7 separate regions of the Homo sapiens genome follow, and all the other regions are linked to region 6. A link is a loop called in an ENCODE intact Hi-C map of the cell type or tissue named here. Cell type or tissue: PC-3. All regions are shown on one strand.

Evidence for each region. A loop is a pair of places that touch in the nucleus more often than their neighbours do. Peaks named below come from ENCODE experiments on the same cell type or tissue, not always from the same donor. Only the 100,000 strongest peaks of a DNase experiment are listed, where the experiment ranks them.
Region 1: a loop joins it to region 6, with 6 times the contacts of the local background. A loop is called at or near these places in 6 of 110 quality-filtered maps.
Region 2: a loop joins it to region 6, with 8 times the contacts of the local background. A loop is called at or near these places in 21 of 110 quality-filtered maps.
Region 3: a loop joins it to region 6, with 15 times the contacts of the local background. A loop is called at or near these places in 4 of 110 quality-filtered maps.
Region 4: it touches region 6 in a loop (21-fold over the local background); 12 of 110 quality-filtered maps call a loop at or near these places.
Region 5: it touches region 6 in a loop (2.4-fold over the local background); 8 of 110 quality-filtered maps call a loop at or near these places.
Region 7: a loop joins it to region 6, with 6 times the contacts of the local background. A loop is called at or near these places in 6 of 110 quality-filtered maps.

The regions. Positions count from the first base shown.
Region 1 is chr4:134,776,165-134,780,164 of GRCh38, forward strand. No RefSeq gene overlaps it. Among named protein-coding and RNA genes, the nearest start is that of LINC02485, 350 kb to the right of the region's middle. In PC-3, a CTCF peak has its summit at 1,668; no DNase peak of the experiment used is centred here.
Region 2 is chr4:133,481,816-133,485,815 of GRCh38, forward strand. No RefSeq gene overlaps it. Among named protein-coding and RNA genes, the nearest start is that of PCDH10, 330 kb to the left of the region's middle. In PC-3, CTCF peaks have their summits at 2,041 (motif pointing left) and 2,240; no DNase peak of the experiment used is centred here.
Region 3 is chr4:133,837,743-133,841,742 of GRCh38, forward strand. No RefSeq gene overlaps it. Among named protein-coding and RNA genes, the nearest start is that of PABPC4L, 360 kb to the right of the region's middle. In PC-3, a CTCF peak has its summit at 1,785 (motif pointing left); no DNase peak of the experiment used is centred here.
Region 4 is chr4:134,904,905-134,908,904 of GRCh38, forward strand. No RefSeq gene overlaps it. Among named protein-coding and RNA genes, the nearest start is that of LINC02485, 220 kb to the right of the region's middle. In PC-3, CTCF peaks have their summits at 331 and 1,732; no DNase peak of the experiment used is centred here.
Region 5 is chr4:133,318,387-133,322,386 of GRCh38, forward strand. No RefSeq gene overlaps it. Among named protein-coding and RNA genes, the nearest start is that of PCDH10, 170 kb to the left of the region's middle. In PC-3, a CTCF peak has its summit at 2,378 (motif pointing right); no DNase peak of the experiment used is centred here.
Region 6 is chr4:133,144,566-133,148,565 of GRCh38, forward strand. It overlaps PCDH10-DT (PCDH10 divergent transcript), which reads right to left. Exons shown (of 9, transcript NR_125885.1): 2 at 2,634-2,711; 3 at 1,039-1,180. Among named protein-coding and RNA genes, the nearest start is that of PCDH10-DT, 2.6 kb to the right of the region's middle. In PC-3, CTCF peaks have their summits at 1,395 and 2,268; no DNase peak of the experiment used is centred here; H3K4me3 peaks cover 2,726 bases.
Region 7 is chr4:134,199,883-134,203,882 of GRCh38, forward strand. PABPC4L (poly(A) binding protein cytoplasmic 4 like) reads right to left here and starts at 1,907. Exons shown (of 2, transcript NM_001114734.2): 1 at 1,836-1,907; 2 at 1-1,363. The coding sequence starts at 1,137. The coding sequence ends at 25. In PC-3, no CTCF peak of the experiment used is centred here; a DNase peak (open chromatin) is centred at 2,119; H3K4me3 peaks cover 2,095 bases; H3K27ac peaks cover 1,488 bases.

The DNA of each region.
Region 1 (4,000 bases), 1.6 Mb after region 6:
GAGAATTCCAGAAATCTTACAATTAAGACTCATCCTTAAATTTATCTTCCTCTAGAACCATTCTCAGTACCTAAATCTATATTAGCCTGGGTTCTTCAAAAAAAGGGGTGTGTGTGTGTGTGTGTGTGTGTGTGTGTGCACTTTGAGAATATATTTATTTTACTATTGTTTATATCAGCTCAGAATTTTATTGTTGGATTTTCACAACTTCAAGTTTGACAGTGATTGCTTATTCTTTAACATGAGTTCCTAAATGTTAAAGAGAAATGTTAAGTTTCTAAATGTTAAAGAGAAACCCATTGTTCTTAATATTCAAAAGGCTTCTCAGTAAGTTATTACTTACACATCTCTGATACCAAATCTGTATTTTGTCAGTTATGGATGAAATTGGTTTCTGGGTTGATTTTCTTTATAGAGCTCTCCACCAATCTCACCATCACAAAACTGTTGCACTATTATGGACTCTATATTTAAATATTTAACTGAAGGTTTCTGGCAATGGTGGCTAAGGAGACAGTACATTAAACAATTAAGCATAAATTGATTTAATGTAAATTAAACCTATGACAGTTTCACTGCTTCTTTTTTTTACCTTATTGTAACTACTGAATTTATTGGTAAGGGTCATTATAATAATTTAACACTCATTGTTTGACATGGATGTAACTTGTCCTCAGCAATTTTAAATTAAGCTTGCAATTCAACACCTTAATTTATCTCACTATTTAGCCAAGTAATTTCTGTATTAAGTGTCCAGTCAGGGAGAACTATATCATTAGCAATCTCTAGGGTACTGATAGAATGTTTCCTCAATTCTGAATCAATCTTTCTCTCACACTGATTGTTTGGAAGCCAAGTCATTGTTAGAATATAACTCCTATGTGCTTCATAGCACCTACAGCTTCTTTGATCCACCCTGGGCATGGTTAATGGAGTCAGCAATATCATAATTAATGGAGTCTGTTGAAGTATTCACAGCTGGAAAGTATATTTAGAGGATATTTAGAATAAGTATAGTAATTAATTATTCTTATTTTATGCATGTTTTGTTTTCTAGTGTATTCAGTTCTTTGATACAGACTTACTCCATTTGAAGTTGAAAGTATTTATCTTATAAATAGCTGTATATATAGTTCTGCTTTAAATTAGTTTTTAATTTGTAGATGTTTCTCAGTATTTTTGGAGATGCATAAGATTTTCAGCCCTTCTTTGCATCATTATTTTTATGAATTCAGAAAGTTGAAAGAGGTGATGATTAGTACAGCTCCAGATTAATTTTGAACAGTCAAATCTCCAAACTAGAAAAAGAATCACAATACAAAAATGTAATAGCACATTATAGTGCAGAAAGCTAATTTCCTGTTGCTGTTACAGATTCACTCACTAAAAATGTCAGGACAATCTTATTTCATAATTTTAACACAATAGTGGAGAGCTGTTGTAATAGAGCAAGTATTTATGATAATTAGGTTTTGCTGAATAATGTGGTTCTTCAAAGATGATAGTTGTGGATATTGATTTTCCAAATGGACTGAGCCATTGATTGAACGCAATTTGAAGAGGAACAAAATTAGTCTCTTGAATTTACCTGGGGCTGCTACCGGTGGAATACATTATCTGAGGAATCCTATAGCTATGTTTAATAGGTCAAGGACTCCCCCTGCCTGTTGGTTCATTTGTGGAATCACTTCTAAGTTAATAATGTTTATGTCTAAAACCACAGGTGACTCCAAGGATATTGCTTAGTAATTGATATTTTTTCTTTGCTAAGATAAACAGATTCTGGAGTTAAATTAAGAATACTAAGCTTTTTGATTCATACAGCAAATGAGAAAGTAGGATGTTGATGACCCTTTGCAAATACAAGCTATTATTGGGAGATAAGATAGAAATTTTTCAATAGAGACAGCTGCCATAACAGTGATACAAATAGTTTTCAGGGTGAAGACAACTGAAATCACCTTCATATGAAATGGGACAGATTATTCCTTAATTCTTATTAAGCAAAGAAGCCTTCATCCATTGAGACTGGTGTAAATGCAGTCAAGTAAATAAACTACATTTCTTAGATTCTAAAGCATTTATTTTTTATATTAAATATTCATATTTTAGTCTTTTTGAAATTATAGCAGCACAACATATATTGTGCCTATTTTATATAGAATGTTGAATTTAGTATTATGAAAATGATGTACTTTACAATAAATAAAAAAAATCTAGCTTCTATGGAAATATTCATTAAATATTTGCATTAACTTTTTACATTATGAACTGTTTATAGGATACAGATAAGGCCAGAAAATAACATAACATCAAGTACAGTATTTTTTTAATTGCATCTAACATAAACAGCAACAAAAACCGAAGACAGTGTTGAATACTTCTGTCTAATGTGTCTCTCTGACACATTTCAAGTTTCTTTTTTCCATCTGTTAAAAGTAACCAAGCCTCCAGCCTGACAGATATCATTCTTGTGCATGCTCTTATACAATTATTTTATTTGTGTAAAAGTAGAATTGTTAACTATACACAGAGTATATGCACTTTGAATACTGCATTGAACTCATTCTAATATACTCTTCTACGTTTAATATTTGCAAAATTAGATTCAATGGCTTCTTAAAATAGCAAGTGGCAACATGATGTTTTATTTTATTGTAATAAGTAATATGAATATGTTATTTTGTAAGGTATATTCATAATGTATGAAATTTATCCATAATGTTGAATATACTTTATTATTTTATTTTTATTGGTTTTTATTGATCCTTATAAGAAAATTCCTCTCAGTTTATGTCATTCATTTTAGGTAATTTGTCTTTTTTTTTCTGGTAGATGTTACATTTTATTTTGCTTTATAATTCATATGCTGAAGTTTCATTTTATGTACACATATATATATATACACATATGATAGGTGTGTGTATATGCACATACACTCACAAACATGTATACATTTATATACACACACATATATATACACATCTATAAACACACACACGGCATATATTATGACATCTAAGGTCATACTTTTTCACTTTGAATAATTCAAATAATATTGAAAATATGATCAAGTGTTAAATATTAATTATCAAGTATTATTGTTTTCCAATTCCTTTATTTTAGTATTTTGCAGCTGCTACATGCTTAATCAAGTAATTTTTAGCATCTCTTTTACTTATTTAATAATTATTTCAAAGTGAAGTGTTCTTGGATATATGTTCCATTTCAAAAATTCTTTCTTTTACTATATCCTTTACAGGATTTGTGCTCTTAATTGGGTTTTATTTTTATTCCAATAGATGTTAAAGTTATTTAGAGCATTTATAATTGAATATATTTTCCCACAATTCAGTTATGCCAGATCTTTTCTCTTTCACAGTTCCTGATATGTAATTACACTCGTTTTGGTTATTTCATCTTTAATTAATTCTATCCTAATTATACATTTGTACTGTTATTTTGGTGGCTACACTAAAGATTATATGCACTGTTGACACACTATAGTAATATAAATATTTACTTTGCTGTATCCCTGAAAATACTAGAATCTTAAAAGACATATTATTGTTCTTATGGCTTTTAATTCTTCATATATTTAATGTCCTTAAGAAGTTATTTTTAATTTTTCACAGCCAATATAATGGGCTATTTATTTACCCTTTTGATTGATTTTTGTTCCTTCCTGGATTTCTATATTTCTTTGTGTTATCATTTTATTTCTGTCTGAAGAATGTCACCTAGATTTTTCTATAAAAACGTTCAGTGCAAGCATGCCGTAATAGATTCTCTGAATATTTATTTTATGAATTTTGTATATCGTATTTTCTCTGGAATGTAATTTTACATTAGCAGTGATTTTCTTCCAGCACTTTGGCAGTCAATTGTCTTCTGGCTTCTGTTTGTGTGAAGTTGACTATCAGGTTTTTTGGGTGCTTTCTGAAAAAAACAAGTTTTTCCCTCTGTTTTCTTTTAATATTTTCTCTTTATATCTGAAGAG
Region 2 (4,000 bases), 340 kb after region 6:
TAATAATAGAATTCTGTGTGAGCATTTGGATCCAATACCTTTTCTCCATAACCATTAAGCACATAGAAATATAAATAGAAAAAAAAGTTCCACTAAAAATAGAGACCAAAAAAAGTATGTATATTAGACGCAAATGACTTTTTAAAAAGGGACAGCATTAATATGAAGAAAAATACAGTATTTGTTGAAAACCTTAAAACATGATCTTAGCCAACGGGAAGACAAAATATTCTTTATCCTTCCTGAATAAAAATCCAAAATAAGAAAAATCTTAGTTGTACCAAAATAAATATATAAATTTAATACAATTCAATTTATTGGATCTGAAAAAGTACCTGAAAGTTGAAATATACATATAAAAATTCTAACAGAACCATATGAAAAATATGAACAGCAAGGTAGTACTTTATAGAAATCAGATAATAGAATAGAGAAACAAAATAGATCATTACTGTTTTTATTACTTAAAATATAACACATTTATTTTAATTCAGTGTGAAACATATTTAACATATGTAGATAGATCAAAATTCACTAGGAAGAAAATAAAATTGGATCAATATTTTACATCATATCCAAAAATAGATTCCATAAAAAGTTTTAATTAGGGCAGTATTAGTTGTTAGTTGTCTTGGTGGCATATCTACCAATTAGTGTAGACTGGATTAACGAATATGCCAAGATTTCTGAATAATATATCATTTTTATAAAGAGTGACTAAACCTTTCTCCCCAGCACTACATAACTATGTCTGTGGGTGAGTGTAGGTGTGGGTATGTGGGAGTATACAAATACACATTTGGAAAAGGAACGCCAAACAAAAGAGAAAAGTAACGAAACATGGGCCCTCTTTCTCATTAAAATACTAGTTTATGAAATAAGTTATACATAAATATTAACATATAATTATATGTATGTTTTAAAAATATGTGCTTTCAGATCACATTGGCAGTTGTGTTTGTATAATCAATATCATCTTTTAACTTTTTGGTATTACGTATTATTTTACATGCCTGGTCTCCTTTTCCTATAGTTCTGCTGCATCTGGTATATGTTGTCAGCATCCTGTTTACCTTTTATAGTGGTTGTATTCTATACAGATAATTAGTTATTGACCTTGACCTTCTCTTCTCTGGAGTTTGGATTTATCGTATCTGGTAATGTGTGTATAGAGAGGAGCAAAGTCGAGGCCCTGCCCATATCCCTCCTGGTGAGTGAGAGAAGGACACGATGGGCTCTGGCATGGAAAAACACAGGCATCTCAGAACCATCACTGTGTATCCTTGTATGCTACCCCTCCACCAACTACTTCTCTCTTCAAAATTGATTTTCAAAGTTTCCAAAAGGAGCAGTGTGTAAGGAGAAAATGACTTTTAGAATACCACCTGCCAGCCCTGAGAGTTTAAAGAGATAATTTAGAGAAAAGGATGGCTAAGACAACTGGTCAACCTGTGTTTCCATTCATCATCTTACCACAGCAGTGTTTAGAATTGCCATGGTATCACCCCACCGGCACCTAGTGATCTGCAGGTTGATACTATTTTAAATCCCATAGTTAGCATGGGAACAGACAGTGACTCTTCAGGTCAATGAGAGGATGAGATAAAGATAGAGTTAAAAATCACTTCCTCAACCCATCTTCTCCAAAAAAATGCACAAACTAGTTCCTAACCGCCTGGAGTTTCCCTAGGATTTGGTCATTGTGTGTTTATGGTTTGTTTTATACATCTCTTGAACCACAGTTATCCATTTTAGTGTTATATTTTTCTGAGGTTAATTTTGCTTTTCTGATCATGAATATCCATTGATATGGTTTGGCTCTGTGTCACCACCCAAATCTCATCTTGAATTGTAATCCCCATAAACCCCACATATGGAGGGAGGAGCCAGGTGGGAACTGATTGTATCATGGGAGCCGTTTCCCTCATGCTGTTCCCATGATAGTGAGTTCTCACAAGATCTGATGGTTGTGTAAGGCAGTTTTCCCTGCTCTTGCTTGCTTCTCTCTTCTGCCACCATGTGGAGAAATTCCTTGCTTCTCTTTCACCTTCTTCCATAATTGTATGTTCCTGAGGCTTCCTCAGCTATGTGGAATTGTGGGTCAATTAAACCTCTTTCCTTTATAAATTACCCAGTCTCATGTATTTCTTTATTGCAGTATGAAAACGGACTAACACATCCATTATTTCATTATCAGCATTAAGTATTTTGAATAATGGTATAATTTTGGAACACAGAAAATGTCTTGGTCACTTGCTTGAAAAAAGTTGCATGTGTATACGTCCTCTATTATAATTATGGATGTGTGTGTGTTTTTGAGTGCAGGACATTATTTGATGTTTTGCATAATATCGTTAGTTGCAAAATACTAGTATTTGATGTTTTGCATATCAGTGAACTTAGGTTGTAATCTGAGGCAGCTTTTGTTTTTACTTTTCTTGGATTTTGCATTTCTAGCATTTTCCGTTTGCTTGTCCCATGCTGATGCACTTCACTGGAGCTGGCTGTATGTAGTTTTTTACTCTGAGCTGCCCAATTGATGTACTTCCTGCTGATATTACTCTGTTGTCAGAAATCTCACATTAGCTTACTAACCACTAGAGTACTGGCCTTTGGCTGTATTGTCTGTAGAGATGCCAGGTGGCCATGCAATCGGCATTAATGTGTGATATAGTCCATTAGCCTCGAGTCTTTCTGAGGTTAGCTGAATGTTCCAGGCAGACTTTAAACAAAACACATTTATTGACTGAGTGCAGAACTTTATTGCCTGAATCACTGTTGAACTGCCCTTGAACATTTTTATTTGTTAATGTACTTACTCATTTTTACTCTTTACATACTGTTGATTTCAGCATATTTTATAATCTGTGAATATTATATTTGGTTACATAGTATTCTCACTTGTAAAATATTCTATATTAAATCAGGAATCATTACATGTGCTTCCTATTTTCTTTTGATGTAGAACTACAGGAATTTAAGAAATTATAGAAAATTTAACTATACTCACAAAGAGAAGTGAAATGCAAACAGAATAATCATCTATATTATTTAGCTGAAGGCCTCTAAATTTCAGGCAGAATATTTGGGGTAGGAAATAATATGAATGTAGTAAATTGGTACACCACATTAATATATAGATGTAATAATGTTTACTTAATAATTTTAAGAAGATTGTGGAATTGGTCTTTAGTAATATGATTTTCCAAATTCCTTTTAAAAAAATTTACATTTATGAGTCTCTGAAAAGCTTCCTATTTTCTGTAATTCTATTGCCTCTTGGTATAAACATGTGTTTAAATCTATAGTTACATTTCATGTGTCATATATTTTCTATGTTCACAGAGAGAGATTCTGTTTTTTATGTAGATGATGACTTTAAGAAAAATTAAACACAATCTTATAGGATCTTCTGGGATAATGATTGCTGACTACTGATAATCTAAAAACCAGATCCTCAAGGAGAAAAATATAAAACCATATGAGCTAAAACTCAATCCAGTTCTATAGCAAAATTCAAACAAAAATCAATGAGTACTACAAATTCTTTCTATGTAAGTGGGGAAAAATTTTACACCATAAGATCCATCCCTGAAACCCATGAAAAATATGGTGGAGACTATACGGCAAAGAAAACTTTTATCAAGACCCTAAACATTTTGAAATACAGATAAAATTACCTTCAAAGTCAGAGCATCTCACTCTACATGAGAAAATACTGAGAACAGGGCTGACACGAGGTGGATTTTAAAATGGGATGCTGGAAAACCAAATGAGAGGAACTTAAGAGGATGCAGGACCTGAGGAGGCAACCTTAGGGGGACCACTTCCAAGAGAAAGAAAGTGATTTGGAGGGGACATACAACCTTTGTGGCTAGGTTGCAAGGTAGAAAAAAAATATGTAAGATACGTCCAGGGATAAGGGGACAAAAACTAATCACTCTCTGAAATCAATAAAGAATCACAATAATTATTTTTAAAAACTCTCTTCACTAAAAAG
Region 3 (4,000 bases), 690 kb after region 6:
AGGAATTGCTGTACTGCTTCTCACAATGGGTGTACTAATTTATAATCCTATCAACAGTGTGCAAGGGTATCCTTTCCTCCACATTCTCACCAACACTTATCTTTTGCCTTTTTGATAATAACCATCCTAACAGGTGTTAGATGACATCTCATTGTAATTTTGATTTGCATTTCCCTGATGATTAGTGACATTGAGCACCTTTATATATATTTGTTGGCCATTGTATGTCTTTTTTGAAAAAAAAGTTTATTTAGGTCCTTTCTGCCCATTTTTAAGTTGGGTTCTTTCTTTGTTTTTGTTTTTTTTTTTTTTTTTTTTTTTGCTATAGAATTGTGTGAGTTATTTATGTAGTTTGGCTATTAATGTCTTATTAAATATATGGTTGGCAAATATTTTCTCCCATTTTGTTGGTTGACTTTTGATTTTGTTGTTTATTTCTTTTTTTGTACAGAAGCTTTAAAATTTGACATAGTCCCATTGGTTTATTTTTGCTTTTGTTGCCTGTGCTCTTGGTCTCATATCAAAAAAAAAAAGTTGCAAAGACTTATGTCATAGAGCTTTTTCCATAGGTTTTCTTCTAGTGGTTTTATGGTTTCAAACCTTACATTTAAGTTTTTAATCCATTTTGAGTTAATTTTTGCATATGGTGTAAATAAGAGCCCAATTTTGTTCTTTTGCATGTGGGTATACAGTTTTCCCAACAACATTTGAGGGGATTCTCCTTTTCTTATTATGTATTCTTGGCACCCTTGTTAGTGAATGAATGTCATATATATATGGGTTTATTTCTGAGCTATCTTTTTATTCCATTGATTTATGTACCTGCTTTTATTCCAGTACCATCTGTTTTAATTACTATAGCTTTGTAATATAGTTTAAAAACAGAGAGTGTGATACTTCCACTTTTGTTTTTCTTTCTCAAGATTGCTTTAGCTTTTCAGTGTCTTTTTGGTACCCTATTAATTTTAGTTGTTTTTTTTTTCTATTCTGGAAAAAAATGACACTTGAATTTTCATAAGGATTTCATTGAATCTGTAGATTACTTTGGGTAATAGAACATCTTTAAAATATTAATTCTTCCAACACATGAAAATGGCATATCTTTCTTTACTTTTTCTCTATGAAGTCTTGCTCTCTTGTCCAGTGGGGAGTGAAGTGGCATGATCACAGCTCACTATAGCCTACTTCCCAAGCTCAAGCAATCCTGATGCCTTAGCCTCCCTAGTAGCTAGGATTACAGGAATGAACCACCATGCCCAGCTAACTTTGTGTTTTCCATAAAGACAGGATCTTCCTATGTTGTCCAAACTAGTCTCAAACTCCTGAGCTCAAGAGATTTTCCCTCCTTGGCCTCCTAAAGTGCCAATGTGAGCACCGTGCATGACCCACCACACCTGTCTGGATATCTTTCCATTTATTTGTGTCTTCTTCACCTTATTTAATCAGTACCTCATAGTTTTAAGTGTGCAGACCTTTTACTTCTTTGGTTAAATATATTCCTAAGTATTTTATTCATTTTGATAGTATTATAAATGGGATCATTTCCTTAATTTTATTTTCAGATAATTCATTACTAGTGTATACAAAGACAACTAATTTAGGTATGTTGATTTTGTATCCTGCAGTTTTAATAAGTTTTTTTATTTGTCCTACAAGTATTTTTGTGGAGTCTGTATGATTTTTTTATATGTAAAGTGATGTCATCTGTAATCAGATACAATTTTACTTCCTCCTTTCTACCAATTTGGGTGATTTTTTTTTTCTTGCCTAATTGCTCCATCAAGTGGTGAGTGTTCACCATTGCCTTTTTTCTGATCTTAGGGGAGAAACTTTTAGCTTTTCACCTTTGAATATGATGTTAGATGTGAACATGAAACATACCAACTGTATTACAGTGAGGTATATTTTTCTATACTTAATGTATTAAAAGTTTTTTTATAAAGGAATATTGAAATTTGTCAAATACCATTTTTTCATCTATTAAGATGATCATATGACTTTTATTTTTTATTCTGTTATTGTGGTGATATCACTTTTAATGACTTATGTAGATTGAACCATCCTTGGATTCCATAGGTAAGTTCTATTTGATTATAGTGTTGATTTTTGTTTGCTCATATTTTCTTGTGGATTTTCGCTGTTAGGCTTATCAAGGGTATAGATCTGTAATTTTCTTATAGTGTCCTTATGTGGCTTTGGTATGAAGATAATGCTGGCATTGTGAAATGAATTTGAACATTTTTCTCCTCTTAAATTTCATTTTTTTTTTGTGGGGGGTGATTCGAGAAGCATTAGTATCAATTCTTTTTTAAAAGTTTGGTAAAATAGAATAATGAGGCCATTTTGTCAGGAGCTTTTCATGTTGAGGAATTTATGATGACTGATTCAATCTTTTTACTTGTTATTTGTCAGCTCAGACTTCGTATTTCTTCATATAATTCAATTTTGCTGGATTGTAGGTTTCTGCAAATTTATTCATCTATTATAAGTTACTCAATTTGTTGGCATGTAATTATTTATAGTAGTCACTTTTGATCTTTTGTATTTCAGTAGTATCAGTTGTAATGTCTCTTTTTTCATTTGTAATTATACTTACTTGAGTCTTTTTCTCACTCACTCTCTCTCTCCCTCTCATCAGTCTAACTAAAGGTTTGTCATTTTCACTTATCTTTTCAAATACAAGATAAACTCGTACTTTTTTGGTTTTCCTCTTGTTTTTCTAGTCTGTTTCATTTTTTTCTGCCCTAATCTTTATTACTTCTTTTTTTCTGCTGTTTTTGACCTCAGTTTGTTCTTCTTTTTCTAATTCCTTGAGGTGTGAAGTTCAGGTTGTTTGAGTACTTTTCTCTTTTCTTAATATAGGCATTTATCACTGTAAACTTCCCTCTTAACACTGCTTTTATTGCATCCCATGTTTTAATATGTTTTATTTCTATTTTTGTTCATCTCAATATACTTTAAAAATTTCCCTTTTCTTCTTTTTTTCACCCATTGGTTGTTCTGAATTGCATTGTTTAATTTACACATTTTTGTGAATTGTCCAAAATTTCTTCTCTTTTTGATTTTTAGTTTTATGTGGTCAGAAAAGACATTTAAAATGATTTTAATCTTCTTAAATGTGTTAAGACTTTCTTTATGACCTAACACATAATCAATCCTGGAGAATATTCCTTGTGTCTCTCACTACTGTTGAATAGAATGTTCTGTACATGTCTGTTGGGTCCATTTGGTCTATAGTGTTATTCAAGTCTGCTGTTTACTTTTTGATTTTCTGTCTGGTTGATCTAGCCATTGCTGAAAGTAGGGTAAGAAAGTCCCCTACTATTACTGTATCATTGTCGTTTCTTCATTTAGTTCTGTTAATATTTACTTTCTATATTTAGGTGCTCCAAGGCTGGGTGCATATATATTTACTATATTATGTCCTTTTGATGAATTGACCCCTTTATTATTATTGCTTGTCTCTTGTGACAGATTTTGACTGAAAGTCTGTTTCGTTTGATGTAAATATAGTATAGACACTCCTGGCTCTTTTACTTACCATTTGCATGAAGTATCTTTTTCCTGTCAGGTCTCTGGGCTGATGGGAATCCCTCTGGAATTGTGCTTGAGTGAAATTGGTGCCAATTCATGTGGTTGCTGCAATGTTCTCATTGGGTTTGTGATTGGTGGAACTGTTACCAGGGGCACTACTGGGTGTGGATCTTCTCTGATCCCTAAGTGGGTTGGACAACCTCTGGAACCTTGGTCAGTGCAGTTGATGCTAGGATAAGGTTCCAATGAAGGGTCTTCAGAATCTTGGCCATTACCAGGTGTGCAGATAGGAGTGGCTTCCCCAGGGTTCCTGGAACAGCTCCCAGTGAGTAATGAAGTAGATCTCTGGGCAACCAGCACTGGCTCTGGATCATGCATGAGAAGAGCTGAAACCACATCACAAGGCTGCTTCAGGATCTACCACTAAAACTGAGGTCTGGCTCCCTCTGGGGTCACACATGGCATG
Region 4 (4,000 bases), 1.8 Mb after region 6:
TGACAGAAAGATCCAGAAAAAAAACTGTCAGCTATCTGGGCATCCCTTAACCCAGTCAAGTTGATTTATAAAAATTAACCATCATGCCATGGAAGAAGGATAAGCCCATCAACCCAAATTTGATTTGGATGTCAAGACAGATGATGACACACAGCACCAAGAGGATATGAAGATGACTTTTATTCATGTAATGGTGCTATCTGTGGAAAGCAGAGAAAGCTCCCAAGCAGGTTCAAACATGGCTTGGGAGACAAAGTGAGAGTAAGTGAGATTTTATGGTGATTTTGGATAGAGATGGGAGCTTACACGATTTCCATGATTTGTACTTCCCACCTATGCCAAATGAGGGAGCACCTGGGCTTTCTTATTGACTAGCCCAGGAATGGAGCAAGAGGGAAAGAAGGAGGGATGGGGCTTGAAATCTGTCAGAAAACATAAAAAGTGGAGCCTGCTGATTTATTACAAAAAAAAATTGCACTGTTAACATATAATATATGAAAATAAGATTAAAACTAAAGTTTGATGGATATTTTAGACATAATCTGCAATGCTTTATCACTTCTTAAATATGCATGTTATTCTTTTTGGAATACTTAACTCAGAATGTAAGTGGGTTTTTTTAAAAAAATTAACATATTTTTCTCCTCTAGTGTAACCTTGGGTATAAAATACACTTTCATTATTAACTATAACTTACTCTGCTTGTAGTTTGCAAAAGGGATGGTGAACTATAGTAACAGAAAGGTATCAGATTTTTTTTGAAGGTGGTGGGGTATAAAATACACTGTCATTATTAACTATAACGTACTCTGCTTGTAATTTGCAAAAGCGATGGTGTACTATAGTAACAGAAAAATAACAGATTTTTTTTGAGGTAAGTTAGGTACATGTTTTCATATGTATTCTGGGGGAGTCAGAAGAATGGCCACTATGCTCTTTAAAGGATACTCTTCTCTCACAAAATATGCTGCTACATTAAGAGAGAACAAACCTTACCCTCTGGAGAGTCCACTTAAATTTTAAGTTGCAGCCTATAAAATGTTTGTCCCTCTAAGGATGCCTCCTTTGCTAATAATTTTTAGAGTTTTTTCTTTTTGCTTATCATTATTAACGTCATGGTCACTGATACATTTTTAATGCATGCCCTAAAAAAGGACTATAATGTTTTCAATAGAGGAATGTTACGTTGCCCCCTCCCTTCTGAACACAATTCTTATTTTTTCTGAAACTCTCGAAGGCAAACTGTGAGTCTGTAAGTGGGGCACAGCATTAAAAGCTGAAATGATGGGGTACTATTTAATGCTCATTTTCCTTTTCTTGGATTGTATAGGGCTTTGCTATGGCTAGACATATCTATCTACAAGTATAGACTGACATTGAAGGACCACTGATAAAATAAACTAGCACTTGCAGATCCATCCAATGTCTGAATGACTTGTTAAAATTATCTTGCTTTCCTGACTTTGGTTTCTGATGCTTGAAAACCACGTGCAGTAACTTTCATGCTTACTCAATATGCATGTTGCTGCCACCTTATTATTTCTAAAACTATGAAGTGCAAAATCCTTATGAGATTAAAGCCCCTTGCATGGGTCATTGCCACACCTACACCTGGTCTCTGCTCCTCACTCCTCTCAAAGCTTGTCCTGCTTCAAACAGTTCCCTAGCTACTCTGCCCAAGGGATAGAGAAATGGCTTTCTTTTTTCTCTGCTCTTTGCTGCCCTCACCTGACTGAGACTGTCCTATTAAACATTTTTGAAAAGAGTATGGTTGGGTCAAGGCGTATATGTCCTAAAAACTTTAAACTTCCTTTATTTTTAATAATTACAGAGAGAAACAGACATAGAATAAGAAAAGGCAGAAAAACATAAATAAATACTAAACATAAATTACCACTATAAGATGCTGATCAAATCATATCTAAGAGAATAACTCTGCCCTGTTTAGTGCTGATCCTGAGACCTTGGTTTTGTAATTTCAAAAATTGTGCCCATAGGATTTGTTACTTTCAAGTATATTTTGGTGCATGTTGTTCTGCGTTGTCTTTATTGGTGTTTTGGAAGTTCAGTTAATTATTTTAAATAGTTCATCTTGTGAAAAGGAAAAAAAAACTAATAATCTCAATACCCAAAGATGATATTTATTTACATTTTTCATGGTATTCCCTTTAGTCATAAACATACAAATATTTACATACATATATATAACATGACATCTAAAATATGAAATTATATTAAAATGCCATATATTACATATAAAACGATATGCACATGCATATCTGTATGTTATAATGTTACATATTTCAAAAATGAGGAGACTTTGAAATTATATTTTCAACATTGTGTCTGTGTTCAGGCCATTTTTATGTTGCACATGTTTAGATTCAAATCATCAATTATTCAAACTTGCACAGAAATGCATGACTTAATCTAGATAGCTAGAATTTCACAGTCTTGTTTTATCTACACTGAATGTTACAGACACATAGGTTGGGGAATTACTAGAATCTGAATATCACATATCTTTCTTAATTAAAAGACTTGCTATTTCTCTGAAGGAGAATGGAAACAATATGGGTCCTAGTAGATCTCCATAGAAGAGTGCCAATTAGCCCTTTGACAAAGTTGCTAGGTGCTTCCATGACTAATTTCCATAACTGTTTGAGTGCAGATGAAAATAGTTCTAATATGGCTCAATAGTTGAATATTACAGTTATAAATTCATATAAAACATATTTCATAATATAAACATGGTTAACATTTTGTAATTTTTTTGTACTCAAAAAAGTATAAGTCATCATTTTACTTTCATTAAGTCCCTATTATATTTGAACCGGAACGTGAAAAATACCCACTTTTAAACTAGTCTAAGATAAAAATGAACACCGGAGTCTTTTGTGCTTTTTAATTTTACAGGGAGATTCTGCGCCATAATTTATCCATCTTATTTCCACACAGATCATGGCTTTATACCACTTGTTTCAACAAAATGTGTCTGGAGTTCACAGTGTTGGCAAATGCACCCATTCAGGTGGTTGTGTTACCCAAGTGTAAAATCCTCAGTCTGTGTAAAATAAGAAAACACATTATGACATATTTTACTGCCCAGGATTAGTCTGAAGGTGCCAATGTGTTATTAGCCGAGAATGATGCATGCCAAAAACGACAAAAGTCCAATTGTCAAGGCAAGCACCTGCATCTGTTCACCTGAAGCAATGATTCCTACCTCTCCAATTATTCACAGAAACTTGACTAAGTTCCACTTTACACACTGAAAACTATCCCTGGCCTCCATCTCTCCCCTTGAGCAGACAGTGCCTAGTATGGCACAGGTACCTTAAATTTAACCCAAATGACACTAAATGTCTGCTTTTCCGGTCATACATGATTTAAGGAGGGTGAGAGATCTGATGAGAAAGAAGCAAAACCAGAAAACGTCATTAACTTTTTGCAAAATCCTCCAGGCTTCAATTGGTTCCCAATTTGTTCTCTATTATAAAAAGGTAAAATCTTAAAATGAAACAACAGAAAAAACAAGCATGACTTGCATTGACTACAAGTTAGTGCCTTGATCGTCTCTCCTCTCCATCCGCAATCTGTCCAGCAAAAAAAAAGTAGAGATGGACACAAAGCAGCCTGAGATATGATTGCAATTGTAATTTTTCTGCCTATATCTGCAAAGATTGTCAATTCTTTTAGGACTCAATAGCCACCTTTGGCATGGTAATGTGTACTAATTCATGCTGTTTTAATAGAGAAAGAATACTTCTCTACTAAGGCATTTTTTAATCTACAGCTTAGGACAATTCCATTCCACTTCAATGGAGGAGAGGAATACTTAAAATATAACTCCCTGTTCAAGGAGAAGATATGTGAGGAAAACTTCTTGCTCTCAATTTATTTTTTTAAAACTTTCTAACAAATTTTCAATTAATCTGGTCACCAAGCAACTGATTATATACACCTTCATTAGGAAACTGTTATTCAGAGATAAAGTGGT
Region 5 (4,000 bases), 170 kb after region 6:
ATGTTTAAGGCAGCTTTATTCATAATTGTCAAAACTTGAGAATGATGCTGTTTTAAAGCAGTGAATATGTTATAATTTTAAATAAATTAAAAAAATTATCATAGAACACCAGCCACTGAAGGACATTTGAGCCATTTCCAGCTTTTGGCAGCTATGAATGTAGCTGCTATATACATTTTTGTGTAGGTGTAAATTTTCATATCTGTACAGTTGATACCCTAGACCATAATTGCTAGGTCATAAATTAAGGGCAGGATTAATTTTGAAGAAACTGCCAAACTTTTCTAGTATGGCTGAACCATGTTGTAGTCGCTCCAGTAATATATAGAAGATATGGTTCCTCATGTTTTTGTTTTTTGTTTTTTGGGTTTTTGTGAGAGAGAGAGAGACAGTTTCACCATGTTGGCCAGGGTGGTCTCCAATACCGGGCCTAAGGTGATCTGCCTGCCTCAGTCTCCCAAATTGCTGGGATTACAGGTGTGAGTCATGGTGTCCAGACTCCTCAGGTCTTTATTGGCAGTTGGAACTGTTGGAATACTTTTGTTTATGTTTTTGGTTTTTTTGTTTGTTTTTTAAGCCATTCTAATAGGTATGTAGATAGCTCATCATAATTTTAATTTTCATTTGCCCAGTGGTTAATGCTGTTGGACATACTTTCATGGTCTTATTTGACATTCTTATCTCTTTTAGTGATGTATCTGCTCACATCTTTTACTCTTTGTTTTGTAGTGTTACTTGTTGTCTTATTGTTTTATTTTTTTTTTCTTTTTTGAGACAAGGTCAGGCTCTGTTGCCAGGTGCTAGTGCAGTCACACAATATGGCTCACTGCAGCCTCGACCTCCTGGGCTCAAGCAGTCCTTTGCCTCGGCCTCCTGAGTAGGTAGGACTAAAGGTGCATGTCAACACAGCTGGCTAATTTTTAAAATTTTTCGTAGGGATGAGCTCTGGCTATGCTGCCCAGGCTGGTCTCAAACTCTTGAGCTCAAGGGATATTCCCCCTTCAGCCTCCCAAAGTGATGGGATTACAGGAGTGAGTGTAGACTATTCCTGGCCTTATTGTAGATTTCAAGAATATTTTGTATACCCTAGACACTCAAATATGTTATTAGAAAATATTTTTCCCAATCTTTAGCTTGCCCCTTTTATTTTGTTAGCTGTGTCTTTCCCCAAACAAAAGATTTTCAATTGAAAGTTCAATTTATCATTTTCATAGACTATATTTTGGTACCATTTACAAATTTCTTATAACAAAATCTATTGGAGAATTTTTGTGAATGATTAGAAAAAAATCCAAAGTCCAAAAGAAAGACACTGGTTAAAACATAGTAGTTGCATATGGTAAGATTTTATGCAGCTATTATAAACCACAATTTCAAAGAATATTAAAAACACGAAAATACTTATATGTTAATTGAAATGTAGCAGAAGTCATCTAGTTGCATATGTGGGTGTGTACATGTCTGTAGCATTTACGTGTGAAAAAGTATTGAGAGAATAACAAATGTTTTTTCTGAATTTTCTTTTTTGTTTACCAAAAATGTATTTGTTAAAATCAGTAAAAAATGATTACTTTTGGAGAAAATGAATATTTCATTAATCCATATTTGTACTTCAAGAAATCAATACTTTAAATTTTATTTGAATATGGAATAAATTTTGTCATTACAATTATTTTAAACTTCATAATTTTTGACACTTTTTGATAGCTCTCTGTAGGCTAAAAGCAAGTACGTTAGAATCACTTAAAAATGTAGAACAGACACAATTTACCCATTTTTGTATGTGATTATTTCCAATATTGTTAGGTTTAATATAGGACAAGATTTTTAATTTTTACATTGAAATATTTCCTGATCTTTTATATATAAATTATCCTGTAAATATGTTTTACTATGATTACAAAATACATAGTTGATGAAAACAAAATAATTGATATTTTTAAAACGTGAATGTCTAGAAAGCAAGGAATCATATCTCATTTTTACCTAATACACATATTAGCAATACATTGCTTTTTAGCTTGGCTCATTTGAGATTAGTTTTAAGAAACAATAAAAAATGCCCCAGGCAAGATGATAGGGAGATGGATAATGAAGTGATGTGTAACTAACAAATACATCTCTGTTTTTAAGCCTCTCATTTTTTTTGTGAGATATATATCACAATTAATTCGAAATAATTCTAACCTTCTTCCTTAATGTTCTACATTGGTTGTAGCAGTTGTTTGTGTCCAAATGCATCAATGTTCTGCTTATAACATATAAACTTATAAGTTTATATCACAACCTTAGCCCCAGGAAACTAGCATGTGACAATACCTCTTCATCTAAACTGTTGTTGCAGCCACACCAATTATGTAATTGTTATGGCAGCCACTAGAGGGAAGAGTGACAAAGTGCTACAGCTGAGATACCCAGAGACGTTTTATTCCAGATGAGGCCCTGGCGTGCAATGATTTCTATCTCAGTGTCTTATTGCCTTCAAACTATAAATCATCAATATCCTTAGAATGAACCTCTTCTACACAATTAAGTATTCTTAAAATGCTTAATTTAATATTTTAATTCAGTATCAACATATTAGAGCTTCTCTAACTGCAGTTTGAAAAGCTAGATATTTAAATACCCTTATATATCCTCCCAAATTTTAGTGTCCAGAAAATTATCATCTATCCCTAGGTTTCAGACTTCCTTACTTGTCTGTACATCTAAAACATGTTTTTTTTTAAATCTAATTTATGAAAAGAAAAATCCCATACTTAGAGGCTTAAATTATATAATTGAGAAATACAGACAAGTAGAATCAACCAATTAACAATAATTTGTATTGATGTCAGTGCTGTAGGTGATTTACATACATAACTTTATTGAAAACCTTACAAGTTAGATGTTACTTCCATGATTTAGATGAGAAAACGGAAGTGCACATCGTGCCTAATCTTACACAAGTGTTGTAAATGTTAAATGATAATGTTTTTTGTTAAAGATGGACCAGTTGGACTGAAATAAGGACCAGCAGAGTTGCACACTTATGTAGCAGATTCTCATGAAAACTCTTGTAAGTGTATATATATTTAGTCAAGTTTTCAAAGTACGTGATCTCTCTCATTAAAACATTTGCAATGTTCTTGAGCTTTCTATTACTAGGCTGATAGAAGCCCTTTGTTAAATGACTATATGTTGAGTTTTAATACTCATAATTGGCTAGTAACATATAAAACATAAGCACTATCTAAAATATTGAGAAGCTGATTTCATATAGTTTTTTTTTCTTTCTATCATAATATTTTATCATAACGAGCCAGAGCAGGGATATAGCTGAAAAGATTAACAAAATCCAGAGATATTTTGTTTATTGTTTATTTAACTGAGGCTTGTAAGCTTGTAAAATATCAAGCATGTTCTTCTTTTCTTTTCTTTTTTTTTTTTCTTTTTGAGACAGAGTTTTGCTCTTGTCGCCTAGCCTGGAGTGCAGTGGCGCAACCTTGGCTAACTGCAACCTCCATCTCCTGGGTTCAAGCGACTCAGCCTCCCCAAGTAGCTGGGAATACAGGCACCCGCCACTACACCCAGCTAATTTTGTATTTTTAGCAGAGACGGGACTTCACCATGTTGCCCAGGCTAGTCACAAACTCCTGACCTCAGGTGATCCACCTGCCTCAGGCTCCCAAAGTGCTGGGATTACAGGTGTGAGCCACCGCACCCAGCCACATGTTCTTATTTTTGGAAAGCACAACAAGAAGGAGAGATTAGAAGATGATTTGGGACAGCTGTTTACTTATGAAACAAAAGTCTGAATAAAGGAGGAGGTGATAAATCTGGATGAATTAGGATAGGACACTTGAACAACATTCGAGGTGAAGAGTATTGAAGGTGTGCAAATGCTTGAGAATAATAAACAGCTTCTCCTTTCCTTCTCTGGATTTTGAAAAGGGGGAGATTGCGGGCAGGTCAAATTTTGTTAAGAAATGGTGTTCAGTTTAGAAGACCATGGAGAAAG
Region 6 (4,000 bases):
AGGTTAAGAGACATTTTGGAGAAATAAGATATTTTAATATCCAAAGCAACGGAAGAAAAGGGTAAGATGAGGTAATACATTTTAATTTTTAGAAAAAGAAGTCATAAGGCAATAAAGACTGTCATTTTGATTGAAATCCATTTATCTGCATTCTGAAAGATAGTATGGAACAAACAAAAGTTTTCAAAGGACTATTTACTACCAAAAGACACAATACGTGAAGAATCTGACAAGAATGCATGTTCAATGTCTGTCATCAACCCACCTCCCCAAAACCAAAAGAAAATATATGCACACACACACATATATATATGCATATGTATACACACACACACACACACACACACACACTTTGGAATCAGTATCACAAACCAGTGCCCAATTTAAAAACATTCCTGGACCTCTTATTGATCAATTTCTCTTACAGAAAGGAGCAGAGTATAGTATCTGAACTGAAACAGTATTATTAGAAAATGATATTGTGAGCATTAGGATGTATAATTCATGTTGCTTTCATTTGCTCAGACCATTGTAAAAATCCATAAATCATTTTTTGTTCATGTATTGCTTAAGTGCAATTTGTCATTTTGCATTAGAGGGCTGCTTCAGCTCATTCAGTGCTTTTAATTCACTGTTTAGAGTTTAACAAAATGTTGTCCCTGCTTGATAACTGAAAAGGCACTGAAATGTGAAGCCACCCCAATATTAACTAGGTTAAACAAAATGGAGAAGCACATTTCTACTTTCAATATCAAGATAATGGTGCTTGATGGGATATCTAGTATTTTCAATCCCAAGAACAAGGATTGGTTTGTTCTCTGATGGGCTTGAAGGATTAAAACACAGTAACTAAAGAGTTACCTGAATACTTAAAATTGCATATGCTATAAATCTTTCCCAGAAATTCCAGTCAGCATTCACTTTTTACTATAGATGAACAAAAACTAACACAATGTTTGTGGCATTGGTTCCAAAGCCTTGTCTTCCCACCTCTTAAGTTAGATTACACTACCACAAATAAACCTATTTCATGCTTACCCATAAAAGATGCAATGCACTTTGGGTCTTTTGTATTTGTTCTCTGAGCTGTGCTTGCTGAGAATGACAAGTGCCAGGAACAACCATCTAGGTCAATCCTGGTGGAGCCTGGTTATTGATAAAGTAATTTTTCCTTCCAATTCTAAAAAAAAAAAAAAAAAAAACTTCCCTCAAAGCTCTGGGCACATAGCAATAATAAGAGGATTTAGAAACAAATTGCTTTCAAGTCATGTTAAATCACTGCAAACACTCATTTATCCAAAGGCTGGTTAACAAACTTGTTTCTGCCCCACCCTTTGCAGCAAAGGGCAGAGAAGAAAGCAATCCCTTAACCCAGTTTCAAAGTTTGTAAAACACACTTGTGGGATCCTTAGCGCCCCCCTGTTTCTGCTGCACTTAAAGCCCAATGAAATAAAAAATGTGCACTATCACTCTAATATATAAACCAGGACTTTTATGAAAACTGATTTTGATAACCTCCCTCCAAATAATAAAACTATTCCTCTGTTTCTTAGGGTGCAGTTTGTCCTGGCTCAAACAGTTTGCGCTCCTAGGGGGTGGACGGGGGAGGGTGAAGAAGGGATTACGTACAAAATATTTCCTTCTCCTTTTCCGCTCCAGTAACGGGGGGATTGAGGAACACAGAATATACATGATGCTCTACACTTCAAAGAGGTAGTCAGCCTCATTACTGAGGCTGCCGTATATACAAACCTCATCTCACTAAATTCTGGGGTCCACGGGAGTAAGAATGAAAAAGAAAAACGAAAGGCAGGGATCTGTTTGATTGACACAGCAAGGGAAAAAGTAAACCTGTTACATTTTAGAGGCATTTTAAAAGGCAAATTTAAAGTGTTGTTTTGTTTTGTGGGTGACGGGGCATGGTTGTTTTAAAGGCTCTAGGGTAAAGGGGCATAGAAGGCTATTAATGCCACTATCTGATCTTGGCTCCAAACAAAATGCTCTTGGAATTGCCCTTGGCTGGAGCTATCTAGCGGGAGGCGGAGGACCAGGCTCTGTTCTGTTCGGCCGGGAAGAAGACCCTACCGTCACTCCGCCGGTCCCTGGCTGGCGCCACAAAGACTAGAAGTCGGAGAGGCGAGACCTCTAGGGGGCCTGGGCTCAGCGACGCTGGTGCGGACACAGACCCCTATGACCCAAGAAATCTTGTAGAGCCCCCAAAAGGCGAGCTCTCCAAAGCAAAATTCTCTGGCCTGCCCTATGCTGATTTCGCCGCTAGGAGACGCCTGTAACCCACGTTTGCGGAGAGAGTTCCATTCAAACACATCTGCTACCAAAAATAAAAATAAAAAATAAAAAAAAATAAAAGCAGCTCAAGTGTTACAGTGGATGTAGTGATTATTTACAGGCAAATCTGGCCATCTCATCTCCACCTCTGGAAGCTCTCTGGCTTTCAGCATATGCCCCAAGTCAGCTCAAACTTCATCTACATTTCAGGGGTAGAAACCCTCTTCCCCAGTTTCTGGATCTGCATTGTCATTCAGCTGCATGTCTCCCACATGCAAACACGCGCGCACTCGCGCGCACACACACAAGTGTTTCCATACGTACAAATGAACGCATTAGAAAATTACCGTCATTTTTTAAAAGGCTCCAGGATTCTGACGAGTCAGCTTGAAGAGCTCAAAACATTTCATTTCAATTCTGCAGATCTGAAGAAAAAGAAAGGGGGGAGGGGTGGAAGTACAGATGCAATACCGTATTAATATTCAGATACACTATAATCTCCTTTTCATTGATCCACAGGTCCCTTTATACACTGCCGCTCCATTCTCAGCCGCAGACGTGATGCTAAAATCATTTTAACTGCAGCGGTTTTCGCTTGGCTTTGGCCAGTCTTCAATTTACTGCAGCTGGAAAAGGATTAGCCATTTTTGCTGGAATCCTTTCCTTCTAAGCGCTCAAAGGCAGGACCCATCTTCATGAAAGAGCCAAGTGCGGGGGCCGGGGGGACCCGGCGTTGCGGGGAGTTGGGGCGCGGAAATCAGGGCAGTAGACGTGCATTCGCGGGACTCTCAGAAGCACGTCTCAGGCTACTATCACGCCCATGGACACTAGCCCTCCTTAACTCCTTGCCAGGAGGAAATGGCAACGTATCTCCAGGTCGGAAAACGACTCTACTTTTCCCGCAGGTTGTGGTGGTGTATTCTTGGGTCATTCATTACCAGAAAGCAGCAAAGGACCTTCCTATCTCTTTGCATAAAAAGGAGATTGAATAGGGGCTTCTTTCGTGAATAAACAACCAATTCCTTGCTAGTGGCCCATTAATTAAAAATATATATTTATAGATCTTTCCTTAGAGAACTGGCATTCTATCCACTCTCCAGCATTAAAGAGTTCGCGCTGTGTTTTAACTTCACAAGAACTAGCTATGTGGATGTGCCGCGTTGCCCCTGCGCCTCCGGAAGGGGCACTCACAGCTGGTCAAGCGCGTCCTTCGGAACTCGGGGAGGCTCCGTTGGGGCTTACACAGAGCTAAGCCCTGGGCCAGGGAGGATGGATGCAAGTACCGTGCATGTGCAAACGTGTTCGCAGATACCCGCAGCGGTGCACACTCGGGCCCCTCGTGTGCACGGGCCCTGCCCACCACCCCGCCCGCGTTCGCCGCCGCCCCACTGTCCTCATCCCGCGGGCTGACCCCAGGATTGGCAGAAATCAGTGGTCTAATCTAGCATGGTGGGTAAAGGGATCGATCTCCAATTGCCAAAAAAAAAATAGAAAATAGCCGGTGTTCCCAGCCGCTGCGTGGCACTTGGCCGCACAAGGCGCAGGGATATCAGAGGCGCTTTGCAGCGCTTGGCGGTGCTGTGTGCCGGATGCCCCAGAGCCCGGCGTTAGGATGGCGGGCTTGTAGGAAGCGGCTCAAATCAACTCCTCAGTCACTGATGAACGCGCTCACGGCTCGAAGCTAGGTCCTCGAGTGAGTTAATCTACTTGGTAA
Region 7 (4,000 bases), 1.1 Mb after region 6:
GCTGGAAAGGTACGTTTTTCTTTCCTAGTGTCTCTGGGCCAAGGCAATGCTAAGAGGTTTGGAGCCCAAGATGCGGCCATTCATCTCAGTCATTGCTTTAGTAGCATCCTCAGGAGAGGAGAAGCAGATCAAGCCAAACCCTTTGCTCTGCCCCTCTTCCTGCATTACCTTAACTCTGCTAATTGATCCAAATGAAGAAAATTCGTTTCGTAGTTTTTCATCATCGATGGTGTCATCAAGGTTCTTAATATAGAGTTTTACCCCCTGGCACCCACGAATTCGTTCCCTTTTCAGCTGCTCAAACATTTGCTTTAACTCAGCCTGTCGCTCGACTTTCTTTTGAGCCCGGCCTACAAAAATCAGCTGCCCATTTATGTCCCTTCCATTCATTTCTTCAACAGCTTTCTTGGCAGCCTCATGGCTATCAAAACTCACAAAGCCAAAGCCTTTGGATTTCCCACTGGAATCTGTCATCACCTTAACACTCAGAGTTTTGCCATATTTGCTGAAAACGTCCTTCAATCTCTCATCATCCATGTCACCTCCAAAGTTTTTTATGTAAACATTGGTGAATTCACTGGCTTTGCTTCTGAGTTCAGCTTCACGATCTTTTCGGTTTTTGAATCTGCCAACAAACACCTTGCAGCCCTTGAGTAGTTTTCCATTCATCTCCTCAATGGCCCTGTCTGCAGCACTCTGGTTCTGAAAGTGCACAAATGCATAGCCCTTGGAGCCTTGATCATCACTCATCACCTTGGAGGAAAGGATCTTTCCAAAAGCTGAAAAATGTTCATAAAGGGTTTTGTTATCGATAGATTTGTCCAGATTCTTGATGAATACGTTCCCAATTCCAGATCTCCTCAAGTAGGCATCGCGCTGAGACCACATGAGACGGATGGATTTGCCTTTTATGATGTCAAAGTTCATTGTGTCCAGCGCCTTCTGGGCATCAGCCAGCTGCAAGAAGTTCACGTAGGCATAGCCCAGAGAGCGGCGGGTGACCTGGTCCCTGCAAATGCGGATGGACAGCACAGGCCCCACAGTGCTGAACTTCCTGAACAGCAGGTCCTCGGTGACATCTGCATGTAAGTCACCCACATACAGGGAGGCCATGCGGTACTTGGCTGCTACATTCATCTCCTTGTCCTTGCCACTGTGAGTTTGTCCCCTGGAGTTCTTTGAGCAATCCCTGTGGGGGGATACTAGGTCACAGCTTTGGCCCGGTTCAAGTGTGGAGGCCTCGGGATCACCACACAAAGGCCAAGCAATGGAGTTCAGACACGACTCCCCCAGCTCAGGCAACACCCTCATCCAAAAGTCCCCACAGCCACCAATCTGGCCCTCCTAGGACGCGGCAACAGAACTGTGAAATCGCAAAGAGAGATTATTAGGACAAGACGTTCCTTCCCCTCAGATTTGTGAGAAAACTTCAAGTGGCGGGCTGGCCCTCCATCTGAGCATTCTCCACAGACGCCCTGGTCGCTGGTTTCTGAATAAAAATAGGCCTCGCTCAGAGTGGTTTAAAGTTACAGCCGCTCAGGGAAGAACTCCACAAGCGGAGGCGTCAGAGGCCCCAGCCGTGGAGTATGGGCTGCGAGGTTCTGCCCGGCAGAGACCCGAACCTGCCAGGTACCGGGTTCTGCAGGCGCCGCCGCCGCCGAGGCGCTGCCGGCAGCGACGCGGGCCAAGGGCGTCCTGAAGACCTAGGGGGCCCCTCCGACCTCCCGACCCGCGCGGCGCCCGGAGAAAGGAGGCGTGGGGGAAGGGGAGGCTGACAGACCGACGGACTGACGGACGCGGCGAAGCGGGCGGCCAGGCGGGGGCTGGGGGCTCACCGGCGGTCGTCTGCGGGCGGGCGGGAAGCCCGGAACTCGCGCGCTGAACTTCCCGCGCACTCGCTGCCAAGTGGGATGTTTTCTTTTTAATATTTTTTTTAAGAACGTTTTTCTTCCCCCCGCCCCTATTACACGTTTCCCACCCTCCTCAGATGGCTAAGCTGAGAAGCAGGAGGCGGTGACTGGGGTGGAGAAAGGCAGCCGAGGGGAGTGGCCCCAATAAACCCACCCGCCCGCAGGGCTTTGCATGGGTCTGAGTGAAGGAGCCTTTCCAAATGTGGATCAGGGCCTGTCACTTCCTGGCTTCAAACCCTCCAGTGGCTTCCTTTGACTTTTGGATAAGGTCCAACATCCGCACCTTGTTCTATAAAGTTCTGCAGGATTCCTGAAATGTTCCAGCCTCAACTGCTGCTTAGTTCCCCTTACAAAACTCCAAGACACACTAGCGTTTTTCAGAGCCAACTTTATAAAAATGTGTTCTTCGGAAATGAGTTAAAATGCTCTTTCCAAATAGATGTTTTTTCTAAACCCCTCTGACAATTTAGGTTTCCCTCTTAGAAACTCTAACACTACCCTGTACTTGCCGGCTTTTGTCTAATTACAAAATATTGCATATTTCGTAACAATAGAAGCCATGTGCACTTTATTCTCAGGGACTTGCAGACAAGGGATGTGCAGTATTTATTGAACAAATCTTAGCCTCAGGTTAGTTTTCACATCTAGTTAAATGGAGGCGGTGGCACTTATCTTAGAGAGTATTTTACGTGTGAAATGAGTTAATAGATTTGGAAATGGATAACACAATATCAGATACATAAGTGGTTTCCAGTAACAATGATTTCATTTTCTTTAGCATTAAATAAAATTCTTTAGTATCTAATGAATCCTTAAAATTTGAATCATAATGCATCTTAGAGAGTCAATAAGTTACTGTCACGGTAGCATGACCTTGATTCTCCAAGAGTGCCAGAACCTATGAAATTAACCTGTGGTCTCAGTTGTACTTGTTTACAGAAACAAAAGCCGGGCTGGATGCCAGTAGCCACAAACAAGCCACGAGATAAAAACTCAGCTTGGCAGTGCTACTCAGACAGACCTGAATCCTCACTTCCTTATCATATTAAAATCTCTGCCCAGTGGGGAGAGATGCCCTTTGCTAGGCACATATAGTAAGTGCCCAGTGCAAAAGAAAGAACAAGACTGCACACATTCTAGTTTTCTCTGGAAAGTCCCACCTCTTTCCAGGAATTCGCATCCTTAGTCTCCACCTTCATGCTCTAAGAGACCTTAAAAATCCCCCTTCTGCACACACCTGGGGAAAAGGTGAATGGGAAGCTCACCTTCTCTACTCTTTGAACAACAAATAAAGTTTCTGCTCTGCTTAACAGAACCTCCCGTCTTTCTACTGTCTCAATGGCAACAGGCAGGTAAAGGACCCACTGGGGTAAAACAACCCCTCTTCAGGGCAGAACATTACCTGCAAATCTGAATTGGGTGGATCAGTTAATGTAAGGCAAATTTAGTACTTTTTCACTTTACTGGACATAGGAAAAAACTAGTGCTCTTGTTGAAAAAGCAGATTCTGATTCAGTAGCTTGAGGTGGACCTGAGATTCAACTTTTCGAACAAGTTCCTGAGTGATGCAAATTCTGCTGGTCTCTGAACCACACTGAGTAGCAAGACTAAATGAATCCTCATTTAGAGGGATCTTTTCTAATGTAAGAACTGGAAAACTAAAAATATGTGTTTAACTTGCAGAAGATAATAATACTCTAGCAAAATTCATTCTTAGAAATGCATTAAATAAAACTGGAGCATGATTTTCACTATAAAATCCAAATTGATTGTAATCTATCTAAAATTTCCTATGTGGGAGATGAGAAGATGCCACTCCAAAATATGAGAGATTACTGAGCTGAAGATAATTAAGAAGAAGCAGATGCAGGAAAGCTCACTGCCCTCCATCTACTTGCCTAAAAGCATGATAGAGTTATAATGAAAAATGTTACCTTGCCCTCCCCAAACCCACTCGCAAATGTTAGCCACTGAAGACAACTTTGGACCCTATCAGCCTGGAGAAGGTACGAGAGGAATCTATATTAACAAATTTTAACAAGATAACTAGCATTTATCTACCATTGATTGATTCACCTTCCCCCAAGTTG